Linked DNA regions of Homo sapiens: region 2 is linked to region 1. The links are chromatin loops, found by intact Hi-C in ENCODE. Cell type or tissue: ascending aorta. All regions are shown on one strand.

Region 1 (2,500 bases):
AATTAAATGCAAAAATAATCAGCTGAGTAAAACAAAAGCCGTCCCGTCCTAGTCACGCCCTTAGCTTAGAGACTGGCAGGGTTTGAGCGAAAGGAATTGTTTCCAGGGCGGGACGCGGTCTGGGGCTGCTCTTGGCTCCACTGCCCTGAGTAGGATGCCAACCCACTCCTTCCTTGCCGGGTGCTTCTGCTGAGAAGGTGTGTGCTGCAACTGGGGGTCCCTGGCTCCCGCACCTCCTCCTTCGTGCATTGGCGCCTCAGCTTGTGAGTTTCCTGCTGGTCCCAGCTTAACCACAGCCCCGGTACGCGGAGGCCTTCAGACACCGGGGCTCTCTGGGGGATGAAAAACGGTTTAACACAGACATATGAGGGCCTCCTGAGCCCCTCAGCACCTGCTCCCCTTCTGCAGGGGTGTCCAGAAAAGGAGGGGATACAGGTGCATTGGGGGCTGCTGCCTGTCTAGGCACCTCCCACAGGACATGGGGCAACTCCCATTCCAGCATTAAGTGGTTGGGTCCAATCTGCCCCCTTGTCCGGGAGGAGACTGGTCCCAGTTCTCGGGAACTTACCCAGTGCCCTCCCGTGTTACAGGCAGGCAGCCTGGAGTTCAGGCCGCCTGTTCCCAGTCACTCAGGCTTGCAGCTGGGTTCCGGCCTCCCTGGCCGTGGATTGTCTGCTCTCAGGGCAGTGTGAGGGCTCAGATGCCTGCAGTCCCATGGACGCAGCTCAGTGGGGACTTACTGGGTGACCCGCAAGAAACAGGGGGAACAGGGACGCAGAGGCAGACCCAGATGATTCCTCTAGCCTCAGCTTCCCTGACCACAGATAGGATCTCCTGAGAGTGACCATGCCCAGCACCATGCTCAGCACGGCAGACCCCTGATGAGTTCATTCATTCATTCAGTCATTCAGTCACTCATTTCTTCACTCCCAGCTCACTCAAGGGAGCCAAATACCACAACATTACTTCCAGGCTCTTTACCATCCAAGTGTTGCTAATGTAGATTCCATTGTGTCAGAATCTAAGGATTTATTTAAGATAGGCTAACGTTTCTTCTTGCTACTTCTATAAACACAGAAGAATCACAGCAGGGTCTGGAGAATCTGACACCCTTCCAGGGAGAATTCGGGTCTCTGCAGCCTCACTGGTGGCTCCTCACAACCTGCCTGGTGACCTGTGTGCCTCGCTCAGCAGCTCTGCCGTTTAGAGCTGTGGCCAAGGCACACCTCGAGGGCTTGCATGGGCCACCATGCTGTCCCTGCATCCCTCTGTTCCTGAACCTCCACACTCCCACAGCCTCCAGGAGGACTGGACTCACCCTAGCCTTGCAGATGACAAAGGATTAATGTGTTTTCCCCCCCATTAGCCACCACAGGCTAATATGGGGGAAATGCCAGAGAGCAAATATGCACCACCCAGTTGGACAGGGATGCTGGGAACAGCAGCGAGTGTGAGTCACCGCAGGGCACGCGAGAGTGGCCCAGCATGTCCGCTGCCTGAGTGTGAGTCACCGCAGGGTACGCGAGAGTGGCCCAGCATGTCCGCTGCCCGAGGAGCTGCAGGTGCTCAGCCTCACCCATGCCCCTTCCTGGAGGAGCCTCAGACATCCAGGAGGGAAGGCTCTGGGGCAGGCCAGAAACTCAAGGTTCAGGTGGATGTTCCTCTTCAGTTTTCCTCTTAAAGCCTTCATGATGTGATAAGGCTCACCCAACTGCTCAGGGGTGATCTCCTTTACGGAAAGGCAACTGATTGTGGGTGTTGAGCAATCTACAAAATACCTTCACAGCAGCGTCCCAGGATGCCGGACACCACAGCCCAGCGAGGTGGACGTGAGACTCGCCACCTGGGTCCACCGCCTGTCAGCCCGACACCATGCACCTCTATATACGTCTCCCTAAAACATACCTAATTCTGGCCGGGTGCGGTGGTTCACACCTGTAATCCCAGTACTTTGGGAGGCTGAGGTGGGTGGATCACAAGGTCAGGAAATGGAGATCATCCTGGCTAACACAGTGAAACCCCGTCTCTACTAAAAAAATACAAAAAAATTTGCCGGGCGTGTAGTTCCAGCTACTTGGGAGGCTGAGGCAGGAGAATGGTGTGAACCCGGTAGGCGGAGCTTGCAGTGAGCTGAGATAGCACCACTGTACTCCAGCCTGGGTGACAGAGCGAGACTCCATCTCAAAAAATAAATAAATAAAAAATAAAAAAAGTATCTAATTCCCAAACAAAGACGATCCCCTAACATCATAAAAGCATTCTGTGTGCTCCTGAAAACACACTAACCCTTTCCCAGAAGAGCTCTGGGTGGTGTTTCCTCTTCTCCATGACATCCTGCAGCACAAATGCTGTGATATAAAGTAACAATGCTTAGAAACTACGCTCTGAAGTCAATACATCTTATGTAACACCATAAGGGGAGAAGAGAGGGAAGAACAGATTTGCTTTGTGTGTGTGGTTATGTATTCATACACAAAAACACATTAATAATAAATAAGAA
Region 2 (2,500 bases), 85 kb after region 1:
AGCCCTGAAAATGTAGCAAAGCACAAACAATGCCTGGCCCACTGCAGACATGGGCGAACCAGAGGCTGCTTTATTAAAAGAAAATAACTGATTTCAAAATGTTATTGCAGCCGGAGACTGAGGCCAGAGGCAACGTGTTTGCTCATCTCCCGCAGCTGCCTGGGGCTGATCTCCGTAATGCATGCCTTAGCAATAATTAGATCCTTAGTAGGCTAATTATTTTGTGAATAAAATCAAACAAAATCAAGTAATTAAACAACAGAGATGTCTAAGTCCCGTCCTGAATGTTCCTGAAAGTCCAGTTCAAAGAGGGGTTTAAAAATAAATAAGGGTGTGGCAGAATTCGCTGCCCCAGGCCAAAGCTCGAGGCTCCTGGTGGCAGATGGAGACCAAGTGTCGGCCCTGTCACTGAGAGACTTGCTGAGTACATGCGAGGCCCGCACAGGCAACCTGGGAGTGCCGGTCATTTTCCGCTTTGAACCTGAGTCCCAGCTGGCAGAGCAGAGCCCCAGGCCCACCTATCAGCAGCAAAGCCAGGTTGGTGGTGAGGGATGGCCAGGGCCTGGAGACAGATGGTCCCTGTGCTGGGCTGGCACCTTGGCAGTGAACCTAGGGTCCTCGGGGGCCTCTTTGGTGAAGTCTCGCCTCTGTGCAGTGCCCGGGGTAGCTACCGGGTGCTGAGCACACTGCCGGCACTATCCAGGTGGTCTCCCTCTCCCTGCCGGCCTCTGATTTGCTTTTTTGGTTTTTGTTTATTTGTTTGTTTTGTTTTGTTTTGAGAGATGGAGTCTCACTCTGTCACCATGGCTGGAGTGCAATGGCGCGATCTTGGCTCACTGCAACCTCTGCCTCCCAGGTTCAAGCGATTCTCCTGCCTCAGCTTCCCAAGTAGCTGGGACTACAGGCATGCACCACCACACCCAGCTAATTTTTGCATTTTTTAGTACAGACGGGGTTTCACTATATGTCGGCCAGACTGGTCTCGAACTCCTGACCTCAGGTGATCTGCCAGCCTCGGCCTCCCAAAGTGCTGGGATTAAAAGCATGAGCCACTGCGCCCAGCCCAGGCTCTTTGTGTGACCACCTGCTCCCAGGCGAGGCTCCTCAGTGGGTGGACCTGTGTTCACCGAGGCCCCACATTCCTTCACTCCGCAGACTTGGGATGGGCGTTCAGTGCCAGCTCTTTACTTCAGGAGTGGGAAAGTGCATGCCGTGATGGCAGCAGATGGTGGAAACTGGGCCAACAGTCCGTGAGGAGAGGACGGCTGGGGCTGGCCTCAGATGGTGACCCTGGGGCTGGCCTCATATGGTGACCCTGGCACTGGCCCAGGCACCGGAGTTGGCTCTGGAGGTGCCGAAGCAGACAGGGCTCCCTCCTTCTGGCTGCCTGGCCGGGTGTCTTCCAAACACACTCCCTGGGCAGCCCCTGCACCTTCTGTGCTGGGAGCTCTGGGAGGAGCATGGAGGGGTGGGGAGGTGCCAGAGGACAGCCGACCCTCAGAGGGGGCCAGACGGGCCTTCCTGGCAGGCTCAGAAGTCAGGCTCTGTGCTTATCTTGGCTCAACGTGGAGGAGCACCCTGCCCTACGCCTGCTGGGGTCAGCAGCATTGCCTGGGGCCAGACAGAACCTTCTGGAAGTATATTATTGCTTCCAGTGCAAGGGAAACAGGCCGTTTCCCACATAAAAATGTGTTCTACTCTTTCATTCCTTAACTCATGTGTTCAACTTGACTTCCACTCAATGACTGCTGGCCAGGGGCGGCCTCCATAGCTGAGGACCCAAGACAGGCCAATGTGGAATTCCTGGAGTTGCCGTGGAGACCAGGAGTCAGTGAACTTGTTTTACAGCGGGGTAAATGGTAGGGGATAGTAACAGATATTCTGTGAAGGTCAGATCTGTCTATAACCGGGAAAAGATTGGAAATAATTTAGCCGTTAGGGACACGTGGCCTGTTACTCGTCAGCTGCTGCTGTGCTGGGTGCAAAGCCCCAATCATTAAACACATGGGCGTGGGTATGTTCCAACAAAACTGTATTTCTTACGTCTGAAGGAGACTCAGATTTAGCATTAGGGCCACTGCTGGAGGTGATACCTCCCATCAGGGTCCATGTTCATACTCAGCTTTCTCTGTGGCAGACATGGCTCCGGCCTCCTAAGCACAGTCACCGTCTGCTACTAGCACCGCGGGCCTGTCCTTTCTGAGCGCCCTGGGCAGCCTGTGCAGTGGAGCCGATGCTGTCACCTGCACATGGCTGTTCCCTCCTGCAAACCACCCACGGCTCTTCACAGCAGCGATGGAGAAGGGAACCCTCAGGGTGGCTGACAACCTGACATTCCGTGCATCAATTAATAACTTATTATTGGTCAAGGGCGGTGGCTCACACCTTGACCAAGCACTTTGGGAGGCCGAGGCAGATGGATCACTGGGTCAAGAGATGAGACCATCCCGGCCAACATGGTGAAACCCTATCTCTACTAAAAATACAAAAATTAGCTGGG

Evidence for each region. A loop is a pair of places that touch in the nucleus more often than their neighbours do. Peaks named below come from ENCODE experiments on the same cell type or tissue, not always from the same donor. Only the 100,000 strongest peaks of a DNase experiment are listed, where the experiment ranks them.
Region 2: it touches region 1 in a loop (4-fold over the local background); 1 of 110 quality-filtered maps calls a loop at or near these places.

What each region holds. Positions count from the first base shown.
Region 1 is chr22:49,098,653-49,101,152 of GRCh38, reverse strand. No RefSeq gene overlaps it. Among named protein-coding and RNA genes, the nearest start is that of NHIP, 48 kb to the right of the region's middle. RefSeq lists an enhancer at 976-1,973. In ascending aorta, no CTCF peak of the experiment used is centred here; DNase peaks (open chromatin) are centred at 1,472 and 1,890; H3K4me3 peaks cover 501 bases; H3K27ac peaks cover 1,164 bases.
Region 2 is chr22:49,013,687-49,016,186 of GRCh38, reverse strand. No RefSeq gene overlaps it. Among named protein-coding and RNA genes, the nearest start is that of NHIP, 37 kb to the left of the region's middle. RefSeq lists an enhancer at 50-941. In ascending aorta, no CTCF peak of the experiment used is centred here; a DNase peak (open chromatin) is centred at 1,244; H3K27ac peaks cover 2,500 bases.